Linked DNA regions of Homo sapiens: all the other regions are linked to region 2. Evidence: chromatin contacts called from ENCODE Hi-C or POLR2A ChIA-PET data. All regions are on one chromosome and are shown on one strand. Each heading gives the region's core, a stretch centred on a gene start or an enhancer-like site at or near the end of the contact. The rest is flanking DNA. Distances are from core to core; before and after follow the strand shown. Region 1 overlaps ACO2 (aconitase 2). Region 2 holds the start of ZC3H7B (zinc finger CCCH-type containing 7B). Region 3 overlaps ACO2 (aconitase 2). Region 4 overlaps ACO2 (aconitase 2).

Region 1 (3,034 bases), core at 220-2,719, 230 kb before region 2:
TGCCTGATGGCCCAGGTCAGACCCAGGTGGCACCTACAGGGGATTCCTGGGGCCCAGAGGGTCCTGCAGTGGGTGGGCTGTCCCCTGAGTGCCAGGTCCTGGTGAGTAAAGGGAGGTTGGGGAGGTGTGAGGGCCCCGGGTTGACTCCAACCCCCAACTCTGAGAAGCCACTTTGCTTTCTCTGTGGGGCCACCTGGAGAACTGGGGGCCTTTCCAGCTGGAATGAAGCCTCCTGGGAGAAGCTACCCTGGGGCCAGTGCAGGAGGGGAAACAAGGTGGCTGCCCCTCACCCCACCACCTCAGGGGGACCCGGGCCCCTAACCTTGCCAGGGGTGAAGTCCTTCAGGCCCTGAATGGTCAGCTTGTCCACAGGGTGAATCTTGTTGTAGTCAGCCGGGTCAGCGAAGGTCAGAGGCAGCAGGCCCTGTTTCTTCAGGTTGGTCTCTGGAAAGCAGGCGGCATTCGGTCATCGGGGGCCTGACTAGCCTGGAGAGCTTCATTTTCTGAACCCATCTGGGGCTCTGGGAGATGCCCCTAATCCTGCTGCCTGGGACAATGCCCGGGCAGTGACTATGGGGCCCTGGTCTGCTCCCTTTCACTAGGGGTGCCCCTAGCAAGTGTGCGCTGGTGCTGAGGTCTGCGAGGCCTTCCTGCTGCACATTCATGATCAGAAAGAACCCCCTGGCACATGTCCTAGATCTCAGCGGCTCAGATCTACAAGCCTGGAAGCAGGGCCTGCGGGAAGCCGGGAAGCTGAGCGTCGGATGTGCACTGTGTGAGCCTAAGAAGGGGCAAGAGGCTGACGGGCCTGTGGGCTGCAGTGGACACAGCCTAGAACCAGGCCCAACTCAGCCACGGGCAGGGAGAGTGACCTTGATCACTAGGGATGGGATGAGGATGGCCTGGGTACAGACTCCAGCTCACCGTGGATCCTGGCAAAGCTCTTGGTGATGATGGCCCGGCCCCCAAGGTGGCGAGGCTCCAGAGCTGCATGCTCCCGGCTCGAGCCCTCGCCGTAGTTCTCGTCTCCGATCACCACCCACCTGATGCCATGTTTCTGTCAGGCAAGCGGGGGTAAGGTTATAAGGCAGAGGAGGGCACCGTCCTCACCTGTCTGGCCCTACCTGCCTGGCCTCACCCACCTGGCGCCTGGGCATCCTGAGGCTCCCGGTAAAGGGGCTGGAGGGGCCCTTCCTCGCCTGCTGCCTAAGGGCAAGTGAAGCCTGCGTGAATGAGACCCAAACGAGGCCCCGAGGGGACAGAGGCACGTGGTTGTTTGCAGTGGCAAAGAAGACAGAAGCCACCCATTGGTGCTTGGCAGAGGCAGGTGTGTGTGGAGGGAGGTTGGGTGAGACAGGGACGGCCTCCGGGCCCCACACAAGATGCATCTGTGAAGCTCAAGGCGCCCCCTTCCTGGGAGCACCCTCTGCCCCACCCAGCCACCAGGGGGTGCCAGAGTCCTTTCACCCGGCTGGGCCAGGACTTGGGTTCAGCCCTGGTTCTGTTTGTTTCTCAAAGCAGAAAAAGTCCAATCACCTCAGACCCTCTCTGCCTGCTCACTGTGAGGCCCCGTGTAGCCCCCTCTCTGAGCTTTTGGCCTCTGACTTCCTGAGTCGGCCCCCTTCCTTGTCTTTGTCTAGGGCCAGATATCCTAAGATATCTCTCACTAACTCCTCCTGGTGCAGGGACCCGGCTGTACCACCGGACCTGGGCCTCATGCCTTCTCAGCCACAGGGAGGGGCTGCAGGCCTCTCCTCCCTTCCACAGCAGTCCCCTTTGGGCTTGGTCGGCCTCCTTCCCAGTTTCCACTCCCCTAATGTCCTCCCTGCACCTGCCTTGCAGGCCCCTTCAGGAGTGACCACTGGCATTGCCCCTATCAACTCTGACCCACCTTGTAGTAGCGGGCAGTGTCAGGGACGGGGCCAAACTCCTGAGTGACGGCATTGCGCACGGAGTTGGCCTTGCCGTTTTCAATGTTGATGGCACCAATGAGCAGGTTGTTGGAGATGTTATCCAAGTGCCCACGGAACTTGAGCCAGGGGCCAGCAGCTGAGATGTGGTCAGTGGTACACTTCCCTTTGACCTTGGGTGGTAAGTAGAGAGGACAGAGGTCAGGGCATGGCCCTGGAGGGGTGGATGACAAGCCCTCCAGAGGCAGGCAGCAGGCCCCGGGGCCCAGGAGGGGTGACAGAGGGGTGAGAGGCAGGCAAGTCTTCAGACACGTGTTCTGTGGTCCTGGTGCTTCCACCCTAAGGCCACATGGGCTCAGGCCAGGCCTTCATCCCCTCAAAGGCCTCTGGCTGCTCAGTCTCCCTTATGGGGCAGAGGCCGCCCAAAGTTGGGACAGGTCAATGTTCGCTCACCCTTCAGGCCTCAGCTGCAAGATCAGCCACAGACCTCATGCTGGACACAGGAGCCCAGGACATGCCTGGGTCCTGGCTGATGACTGATTAGTCTCTTCTGTCACAGGGGTGCCTGGAGACCCCTTAATAAGCAGCATAAATAAATATCTGACACAGATTGGAGGCCTCTGGCCACACCAAAAAGGCTTGTTTTTGGTCGGTGCCAAACACAAGCCATCCCATATCCACGGGTGCCCAACTGTGGGGGCAGGAGTTGTCCATGGCTTCCAGAGCCTGTGTGGACGTGCCAGGTGTGGAGCCTGCTGTGCAATCACACACACTGTCCCAGCCCAGCCTGAGCTGTACTCACCTGCCCACACCCACTGGAGGTGGCTCTGATCAGCTGCTGCTGGATGGCTGAGGGCCCCAGACGGAGGCTGGCCAGATCTAGCTCTGCCCAGTTCGGGGCCACAGAGAAGGGGGACGCTGGACTGCGTTGCGATACCCTCTCTGCTCTGCAGCCAAACCTCCCTTCCATCTCCCACCTGCGTCTTGACTGTGCTCACTTCCTCCAGGTTCATGGCCCTTCCCGATGCTCAGGGGACGGGGGGCCCTGGCAGGGTGGGGCTGTCCTGCCGTCCCCATGCTGCTGACCTTGATGAGGATCTGCAGGTCCTCCAGGTCCTTGCCAT
Region 2 (3,243 bases), core at 349-2,848:
CACGGAGGGGATGGCTGTATGTGTGTAGAGGAAGTATTGGTAGTAGAACTAAAGATTCTGCCAGCATTTTGTGTCCAACACAGTTGCTACATGTACTATAATTATCTCATTTGTGTGAAAATTCAAGGATCTGCATTCTGCTATTTTCATCAGGCTGAACTGCAGATGCTGAGGAATATGGCAAGAAGTTGGGGTTCAAAGTCTGATGCCAAAGCTAGCAACCCGAGAAATAAAACCGCTGATCACCAGCTCCCCACTCAGGCCCAGCCCCCTTTTAGAGCCCCCAGACTCCCCACGCAGGGCCCTAGCCCCCTAGTCTTCCCCGTCAATGCCCTGTTGGCAATACAGCCATCAGGTTCTATCAGAGTGAGCTGTTTTTATATGATTATTTTCCCCCCTGGGAAGACGGCTTTGTCTGTGAAAGTCCCCCCAACCAGGCGCCTTATAAACGCCTAAAACAGACAGAGTTGAGGAGAAAGGAGGGGAAAGGAGGAGGGAGCAAACCCGGAGGGGGGCCCTGAGGTTCGCAGCGGGCAGGATGGGGGTATGAGGCCGGAGTCGGCGGCTCCCAGGCCCCCAGCCCCGTCAGGGCGCCCCCGTCCCCAGGCGCCAGAGCCGGGGTCCGCAGCCCCCTAGCACTCCCTGGACGGCCGCGGGCCTCCCACAGGCCTCGAAGTCCAGAGACTGATCCTGCGACCGGAAACGCCCCCCTGCCCAGCAGGCCCAGACCGCGCCCCCCTTTCCTGCCGCCCCCTTCCCGCGGGCCCGGCTGCAGGCCCCGGATCCCCGGGCTCGCGTGGCCGCCGCAGCCGAAAGGGGCGGCCCGTCGGGCGGCCCCGCTCCCCGGCCCTCGCCGCGGCCCCTCCAACTCCGGGTGCTGCGGGGCCAAGGACAACACAAAAGGAAGGGGGGCCCTGCCAGCGACGCCCCTGCCAGCCCCCGAGACCCCCTGCGCGGGGTCGGCAAAGCATCTGGACACCCCAGAAGCTCCGGACGCCGAAGAGAGAGGCCCCACGAAAATTTCAAGACACCTCCTGGGGGCTGCAGGGGCGGCCAAGTCTCCCCAGCGCCAGGTGCCCCCGGCCACACGGTAACTTTTAAACTTTGGGGCAGGGCACGGGGACCGGGATCCCCAAAAAGGAGCAAATGGGGTTTTAGAGACGATTTATTTTTTGCAAAATCCCACTTTCCAGGTGGCCCGGCGCGCGGCCCCGGCCTGGAAAGGGCTCTCTTCGCCTCTTCCCCAGCCCTGCCCGGCCCGGGCGTCCCCGAACCCTCGCGCGCGGGCGGCTCCGGACGCAGTGTCCCCGGCCTCTGCCCCGCGGGGCTCGGGCCGCGCCAAGCACTCACCTCCGCCGGGCTGCGCTCCCCGCGGGCCTGCGCCGAGCCCGATAAATGGTATGCTATGACTAGAGGTATGATTACGTTATTATTATTAGTAATAATAAGAGTAAATGCTATTTAATTACGGGCGGCCGCATCCTGCTCCCGGCGCCGCCGCCCCGGCAGCTCCGTCCATGTGGCTCTGGAGCGCTTTACTTTCATTTCCAGCCCCTCGGCTGGCCGCTCGCGGCAGCACCCGCTGGAGGCACTGTCTCCCTGCAGCTCTTCCTCCTCGGGTCCTAGAGAGCTCGGCTCCCGTCGCCTCGCCGCGCCCGGGGTGGGCGGCGCGGGCTGCGCACCTGGGGAGAAGGGCGGGGGGCGTGGGGGCGAGTCGGGGAAGCCCCATTCCCCGTCGAAAGCTCATGCCTGGAATTCACCTTTATTTTCTTTAAAAGTGTCCTGCCTTTTAGGGGGGTTTCTTTTGGCAGTTCTGCATTTCTGGGCTGATGCTGCTCAAACCCAGCGCCTCCGCCCTTCCCCATCTGTGTCAAAAGTCCCCCCGCCCCCCTTCTCCGGCTTCCAGGTGCTTTCATGGAAGGCTGCCCAAAACCCTGGTTGCGTTGTGCCCTTCTCATAGATGGGAACCGGAGACACATAGAAGAATCAGGACCTCACTTGGCTGGAGTTTTATGTATAGGATGTTAAAAAAAATATTGAATGACACTTGTTAAAGACTACAAGGCCGACTTTATTGGCATCATGATGGGTGTAGGGACCACTGCAGTGGGTTTTGCGGTCAGGGAGAGTATTTGGGCTCAATTCAGAAATCAGCATGGGCAACTGGGAATTTATGAGGAAGGAGAAAGGATCCACTGATTGAGCGCCAGTGCATAGGAAACTGCATCAGAGATGAGAGGATTCTCGCTTAAACCCATCTAACAAGATTCTTGCTGAAGGCAGGGCAAGGTGATCAGACATCACCTGGGGAATGGTGGAAAATGAGGAACCTGATTAGATATTGACAATCAGGGCTGGGTGCAGTGGCTCACGCCTGTAATCTCAGCACTTTGGGAGGCCAAGACGGGTGGATCACCTGAGGTCAGGAGTTCAAGACCAGACTAGCCAACGTGGTGAAACCCCATCTCTACAAAAATACAAAAATTAGCCAGGCGTGGTGGTGGGTGCCTGTAATCCCAGCTACTCAGGAGGCTGAGGCAGGAGAATCACTTGAACCCCAGAGGTGGAGGTTGCAGTGAGCCAAGATCATGCCATTGCACTCCAGCCTGGGCAACAAGAGCAAAACTGTCTCCAGAAATATATGTGTGTGTGTGTGTGTGTGTGTGTGTGTGTGTGTGTGTGTGTGTGTGTGTGAGTTCCCAATACCCCCTAGGCAATTTACAATGAAACACCCTTGACAACTTATCACATTTACCACCATGGTTATTATCACTCTCATTTCATCGATGAGGATGCTGAGGCCAGTTGGATTGCTGCATTTTGCCTCAAGTGAACTAGATGGCAAATGGTCTGGTGATTCCACCACCCCAGGTTGCTGGTGAAATAATGAACACATATTCTTGAAGAGGACTGTCCATCATTCAAGGGGGATTCAGCAGGACACCAGCCTCTTATCTCTTCAAGTTGGTACCAACTTGTTCAATTGTTTGGGCTGCCTAAGATGGTAAAGGGGTCTTTATTACAAGACCCCAACCAGAGGTGAGGATGCTTTGGAGAAAAGGGCCAGGAGGAGGCCGGGCGCGGTAGCTCACGCCTATAATCCCAGCACTTTGGGAGGTTGAGGCGGGCGGATCATGAGGTCAGGAGATCGAGACCATCCTGGCTAACACGGTGAAACCCCATCTCTACTAAAAATACAAAAAATAAGCTGGGCGTGGTGTCGGGAGCCTGTAGTCCCAGCTA
Region 3 (2,943 bases), core at 274-2,773, 180 kb before region 2:
GTTTTATTTAATCCCTCTAAACATCAATTTTTCCCATCTGTAAATGGGGATAATGCTTCACAGGCTGCAGTGAGGATGAAAGGAGAGAACCTAGACCAGTGCCTGGCACATGACAGGCCTAACTTCCTAGTCCTATCCTTTGGAACCAGATCAAATGAGGCTAGTCAGTCTTCCACAACCAGCCCTTCAAATCACTGAAAACCACAATTATGTCTTCTCCATCCTAAGCATCGTTATAGCACTTCCTCAGCCACAAAACAACTTCCTAATTTTACACCTAAGTGGGAGTCTCCCATCAGGGTGACCAGTAGCCAGATGCCCACAGATCTGTTTTGGAGTAACTATCACCTCCCACACATCTCTGTGTGACTCTTGTGAACCTTGCTGTGCATAGCTCAGCCTCCCTAACTGCCTGAAGCTGCAGAGGCTCAGAGACAGGAAGGGGCCTGCCTAAGGTCAAACAGCTGGGAACTTGCAGAGGCCGAGACTTTCTCCCTGTGCTACCGACAGTGTCTCCCAACCTCTGCTTCAGGCCCAGCGGCCAGGTGGGCTGAGTCCTCCAGGGGGTTGTTGGTCCCAACTGCTGACCCTAAGTGCCTTTGCTGAGTCTAGCTGGATGAGCCACAAATCTCCAGGGCTTCCAGGGAGTAAGGGAGGCTCTGCTGATCCTGCATCTACCAACACAGAACAGTGGGCAAACGCTGAGGGAAGGGGCATCCCCACAGCAGACCCCCACCGGGGAGCCAGGCACCACACGGCTAGGCAAGACAAGGGAAGAAAGGATGCTGCTGGCGAGATGACAACAGCTCTCTTACCCTAACAATTGTGCCAAGTGGGATTACTACAGGTCATTCTGTCCCTTGTTTACATGAGAAGACAGAGACTTGGACCAGATGGGAAAGTAAAGTCCACTAAAATATAAGCTCCATGGGGACAAAAAATGGTCTATTCTGGTCACAATATATTCAGAACCTAGGACAATGTCCAACACATAGAAGAAGTTCAAGAAAGACTTACTGATGAAACAGATGAAGGCAGAGCCGTGACACGACCACCGGCCTTCTGGATTGTGCTTTCAAACTCAAGTTAAGTGCCTCTGGCAGAAGCCGTGATGAGCAACAGCACGGGTTCAGAGCTGTGGCAGATGGGAAAAGGGCCCACCCCACGGCACATCACATGTACACCCACTCAGAACTCCCCACAACCCCACTCGGCCAAAGTCAGACATGCTGCCCTCTCTTCCCAAAGGACGGAGGTCGGAGGTCTTCCCTTGGGACCAGTTGTATTCAGAGAATACTACAATCGAAACGGACTGACCTATTCTCGGGCAGGCTTCTGCCCACCTTGTCCAGCATGGTGCATACAGCACTGCTTGTTGGGGAGCCATGTACCAGTGAGCCCCAGCATACAGAGCAAGCTACAGAGCTGAGGGTGCCGAGCCACCCAAACAGGCCAGGGTCCGGGAGAGGCCAGGTCTCTTGAGACAGTTGCTTTAACAACTGACAGAGAAGTCACCAAGCACTTGTCAGAGTGCCATCATGGAAACACTCCAAGACAAGTGCCGAGTCACAGAAATGGCATCCACTCTAGGGCTGGAGGGATCTGGCTTGGAATCTCAGCTTCCCTAGCTGTGGGACCTCAGGTAAGATTCTTTACCTCTCTGAGCCTTAATTTCCTCTTCTGTAACATGGGGGTAAAAGAGCAGAGATTTTGGCCGAGGGTAATGGCTCATGCCTGTAATCCCAGCACTTTAGGAAGCCGAGACAGGTGGATCACCACCACTCCTGAGCCCAGAGTTCAAGACCAGCTTAGGCAACAAAGCGAGACCCCCATCTCTACAAAAAAATACAAAAATTAGCCTGTGTCTATAGTCTGAGCTACTCAGGAGACTGAGGTGGGAGAATTGCTTGAGCCCAGGAGTTTGAGGCTGCTGTGAGCCAAGATCGAGCCACTGTACTGCAGCCTGGGTGACAGAGCAAGACTCCATCTCGGAAGAACAACAACAACAACAAAAATGGCAGAGATTTTGTGAGGATTAGAAAGACTTGTAAATACAGAGGAAAAGTCTAGAATGATAAACACAAAATTGCCCTGGGGACTGGGACGGGGAGAAGAGAGCTTTTATGAATATACTGCATTCTATTACAAAAAATATATACGAAAGGCATAGAGCTTGGTAGCTGGGCTTCTGGCAGGCATTCAATAAACGTAAGCTGCTATTACTCAGTTCGCCTGGGAGAATGAGATGCTGCTACTAAAACGTGGCCTGCCTGTGTACTGGGGAGAGGATTACGGGCAGATGTTTTTCCACTATGCCGCCTACTTCTCCCTCCCCAGCCACCAAAGACCAGAGCCCCAGAGCAGGTCCCAAGCACCAGGACAGCACATCTTGGAATTGAAATGGAACTGAAAAGGCCTCATCTATCCACTCCTTCTGTATTTGAATGCCTAACACACTCACCCAACCTAGCCAAGCTGTCTCCAGCAGTGGGGAACTCATACATTACACGGCAGCCCATTTCACAGAAGGATGACTTCGGGCTCACATCTCTTAGCAACTAACTGCCTAGCCCTTCCTGGCAGAGAAGTCTCAGGTGGACTCTGTCTAAGTGGGCAACACAGGAATGCACATCAGTCCACACCCTCCTAAGGAGAAGCATCTTCCCACACCTCCATTGCAGGGCTTCTAACAATTTTCTCCCCCTCCTGGTAGGCGATGCCTGGCTCCTCTCCTAAGAAATCAAAGCTAAACAATTCCCTCCTGCCAGCAGGCAGTCAGCTAGCTTGGTTGCTATGCAACTGGCAGGAACAAAAGTGATGCAGTCCTTTTCAGAGGCTTGGAAAGGGAGCAAGGAGCCATGTCTCTCCAAGTCAAAGCCTCTAAATGGGTACCAAAGGCAGCAGGGGGTTCCTTTAAGGAATAGGCTGATGACAGATTCGCTC
Region 4 (3,207 bases), core at 246-2,745, 200 kb before region 2:
AGGATCACCACTGTCAGTATCAAAGAAGCCACCAGGCAGGCAAGGGCACAGCCCCATCTGCAGTTGTTCAGGTTCCAATCAATCAAAGCAAACTTCTATGACAGCTCTCCTTCATGCCTGATGAAGAGCAAGGTGGAAGTGTGGCAGTGCAGGCTGGTGTGCATTGCCAGCCCCGACTCCTCATCCTCTGTGGTACCTTATTCATCCTTTTGGTGGCAGCATCTAACCCAGGACCTGGCACACAGGACAGCAGGGCAGAGCTGACTGCCATTTTACCAAGTGAGGAAAATGAGGTCCAGAAAAAAGACATGCTCAAGATCCCACCTTAGGCCAGGCACCATGGCTCGCGCCTGTAATCCCAGCACTTTGGGAGACCACGGTGGGAGAACAGTTTTGAGCCCAGGAGTTCGAGATCAGTGGCAATGTGGCGATACCCCATCTCTACAAAAAATAAAAAAAGTAGGTGAGCATGGTGGCTCACGCCTGTGGTCCCAGGTACTCAGGAGGCTGAGGTGGGAGGATCACTCAAACCCAAGAGATTGAGGTTGCAGTGAGCTGTGATCGTGCCACTACACTCCAGTGTGGGCAAGAGAGTGAGACCCTGTCTCAAAAAAAAAAATAGTCCCAGCTGGGCACAGTGGCTCACACTTGTAATCCCAGCACTTTGGGAAGCTGAGGCAGGTGGATCACCTGAGGTCAGGAGTTTGAGGCCAGCCTGGCCAACATGATGAAACCCCATCTCCACAAAAATACAAAAAATTAGCCAGGCATCGTGGTGCGTCCCTGTAGTCCCAGCTACTCGGGAGGCTGAGGCATGAGAATTGCTGGAACCTGGGGGGCGGAGGTTGCAGTGAGCCGAGACTGCACCACTGTACTCCAGCCTGGACCAGAGTGAGACTGTCTCAAAAAATAAAATAACATAACATAAAATCATAAAATAAAATAGGCCAGGCGCAGTGGCTTACGTCTATAATCCCAGGACTTTGGGAAGCCGAGGCAAGCTGATTGCTTGAGCTCAGGAATTCGAGACCAGCCTGGGCAACATGGCAAAACCCCATCTCTACTAAAACTACAAAAATCAGCCGGGTGTGGTGGCAGGTGCCTGTAATTGCAGCTACTCAGGAAGCTGAGGCACAAGAATCGTTCCAACTGGGGAGACAGAGGTTGCAGTGAGCCAAGATTGCACCACTGCAATCCAGTCTGGGCAACAGGGCGAGACTATGCCTCAAATATATATATATTTATATATATTTTTATTTTATATATATAAATATATATATACTCTGCCTCAAATATATATAAATAAAATAAAATAAAATAAAATAAAATTAAATTAAAAAGGTCCCATCTTAGTTTATCTTCTGGGTCTCAGACCTGAGCTCTCCTCTGTGCCTGTGCACTGAAGAGGAAATAGAAGATGATTCTCCAGGCACTGGGCCTGGTGGCTTCCAGAGGGCAGGCCGAGGGTCAGCAGCCTGCCCTGAAAAGGTTGGGAGGTTCAGGTTATAGTGCCAAAGTGTCTCAGAGACCTGGCTGTGGTTCACATCTAGAGGCTTCTTGATAACACAGATTCTCCCTTGGCAGAGAGGACAGAAGTTACACCACTGATCTGGAATGCCTTTCCTCAGCAGAAACCTTTGTACCTTGAATACCTTGACCCTGCCACTATCACCAAGCATCCTTCACAAAACACCTCCTTCTCTGCCTGACGGGCAGGCAGCAGACGCAATGCCCTTGACAGTCACAGCCTCCCATCTGCAGCCTTACCGTTTGCGAACAATGTTAATGTTCTTCTCTAGCAGGTCATAATGGATGTACTCGTTGGGCTCAAAGTGGCTCATCGCCACCTTGGCCCGTTGGCACAGGACTGAGGCCACATGGTACTGCCGCACACCCAGAGCTTTCTGCAAGAAGAAACATGACAGCCACTGTCAATGGAGCACTTAGGAGAGTCCATCCCCGAGGGCAGCTCAGTATGGTGAAAAAAATCCAGGAATTAAAGTGTCAAGAGCTGTTCAGTAACTGCAGCCTCAGCTTCCTCATCTGCAGGACAGGGATGACAAAGCAGCCACAAGGAACACAGCCTGGGGTAGGAAAAAAGTGCAAGGGATTTATAGACAAAAATCGCTGGGATCAAAGTCAAGTTCTATCATGTAAGGTGTATCAATGTAAGAAAAGCCCTCATTGACTAAAACCCAGAGGAGATAGAAAATAGGGATATAACCAGCTCTGGTGATCACACGGGGTACTGGGAAGGTTAAATAAGACCATAAGTGAAAGTGCTCATTAAGCTGTAAAACACTATCCAAACCATAGCTATTAGTCTACCTGCACTATAAGCTTCTTGAGGGTTGAGATCAAGCCTTATTTATCTTACTCATCTCTATGTCTGGACTACCTGGCACATACTGGAGATTCAACAAATATCCATGGGTCAGAGGGAAGAATGAATGAGGAAAACCCTGTGCGTGAGCTTTGGATGTTTCCTCATCCCTTCAAAAGGTGGTGCCTAATTCCCTTCCTTTTTTTTTTTTTTTTGAGACGGAGTCTTGCCGCCCAGGTGGGAGTGCAGTGGTGGGATCTCGGCTCACTGATACCGCCGCCTCCTGGGTTCAAGCTTCAATTTCTCCTGCCTCAGCTTCCCAGTAGCTGGGATTACAGGCACGCACCACCATGCCTGTCTAATTTTTGTATTTTTAGTAGAGACGGGGTTTCACCACGTTGGCCAGGCTGGTCTCAAACTCCTGACCTCAAGTGATCCATCTGCCTCGGCCTCCCAAAGTGCTGGGATTACAGGCATGAGCCACCGTGCCCAGCCATTACCCTCCCTTTGAATGTGTGGCGGACTTACTTCTACTTTATAGAATGTGACAAGGGATGCTATTGGACTTTGAGACTAGGTCATAAGAAGAACAGCTTCTGCCTGGCTTGCTCTCTCTCTTGGATTGCTCTGGGGGAAGACAGTCCCCATATTGTTAAGCAATCCTGGGAGAGGCCCACCTAGACAGGAACAGGGGCCTCTTGCCAATAACCAGCACCACCTTGCCAGGTGTGAGTGAGCCATCTTGCAAGCGAATGCTCCAGCCCCGGTTCAACCCGTCAGATGGCTAGCCCCGGCTGACATCTTCACTGCAACTTCTGGAGAGGCCCCAAGCCAGAACCACCCAGCCAAGCCACTCCCAAATTCCTGGCCCACAAAAATATGAG

Evidence for each region. Hi-C counts contacts between places; a loop is a spot of excess contacts on that map. ChIA-PET counts read pairs that join two places held with the same protein, here RNA polymerase II (POLR2A). Pooled maps may share reads with other maps.
Region 1: a map of prostate gland shows a loop between it and region 2 (2.6-fold over the local background). The contact joins the enhancer-like site here to the promoter of ZC3H7B in region 2. A Hi-C loop is called at or near these places in 5 of 168 maps with a recorded cell type or tissue (ascending aorta, esophagus muscularis mucosa, mammary epithelial cell and 2 more) and 11 of 50 pooled maps. POLR2A ChIA-PET finds 5 or more read pairs at or near these places in 1 of 52 experiments (activated CD4-positive, alpha-beta T cell).
Region 3: a pooled map shows a loop between it and region 2 (2.5-fold over the local background). The contact joins the enhancer-like site here to the promoter of ZC3H7B in region 2. A Hi-C loop is called at or near these places in 2 of 50 pooled maps. POLR2A ChIA-PET finds 5 or more read pairs at or near these places in 5 of 52 experiments (Caco-2, GM12878, WTC11 and 2 more).
Region 4: a pooled map shows a loop between it and region 2 (2.2-fold over the local background). The contact joins the enhancer-like site here to the promoter of ZC3H7B in region 2. A Hi-C loop is called at or near these places in 3 of 168 maps with a recorded cell type or tissue (ascending aorta, mammary epithelial cell and sigmoid colon) and 6 of 50 pooled maps. POLR2A ChIA-PET finds 5 or more read pairs at or near these places in 2 of 52 experiments (Caco-2 and activated T-cell).

What each region holds. Positions count from the first base shown.
Region 1 is chr22:41,525,311-41,528,344 of GRCh38, reverse strand. It overlaps ACO2 (aconitase 2), which reads right to left. Exons shown (of 18, transcript NM_001098.3): 14 at 2,997-3,034; 15 at 1,892-2,083; 16 at 925-1,057; 17 at 323-444. It overlaps POLR3H (RNA polymerase III subunit H), which reads left to right. Exons shown (of 6, transcript NM_001018050.4): 6 at 1-2,546. Among named protein-coding and RNA genes, the nearest start is that of POLR3H, 18 kb to the left of the region's middle. RefSeq lists a silencer at 1,844-2,058 and an enhancer at 3,031-3,034. Within about 2 kb of position 1,469, at least 19 of the 41 ENCODE cell types and tissues checked have a DNase peak (open chromatin) inside an H3K27ac peak, as active enhancers do; they include ascending aorta and prostate gland, where a contact is called at or near this core.
Region 2 is chr22:41,299,880-41,303,122 of GRCh38, reverse strand. It overlaps ZC3H7B (zinc finger CCCH-type containing 7B), which reads right to left and starts at 1,598. Exons shown (of 23, transcript NM_017590.6): 1 at 1,351-1,598. It also overlaps a transcript of RANGAP1 not described here. RefSeq lists silencers at 1,222-1,291, 1,572-1,911 and an enhancer at 989-1,490.
Region 3 is chr22:41,479,881-41,482,823 of GRCh38, reverse strand. The region is part of intron 1 of ACO2 (aconitase 2); the gene reads right to left. Among named protein-coding and RNA genes, the nearest start is that of ACO2, 12 kb to the right of the region's middle. Within about 2 kb of position 1,523, at least 15 of the 41 ENCODE cell types and tissues checked have a DNase peak (open chromatin) inside an H3K27ac peak, as active enhancers do; they include GM12878, where a contact is called at or near this core.
Region 4 is chr22:41,498,423-41,501,629 of GRCh38, reverse strand. It overlaps ACO2 (aconitase 2), which reads right to left. Exons shown (of 18, transcript NM_001098.3): 2 at 1,768-1,904. Among named protein-coding and RNA genes, the nearest start is that of ACO2, 31 kb to the right of the region's middle. Within about 2 kb of position 1,495, at least 5 of the 41 ENCODE cell types and tissues checked have a DNase peak (open chromatin) inside an H3K27ac peak, as active enhancers do.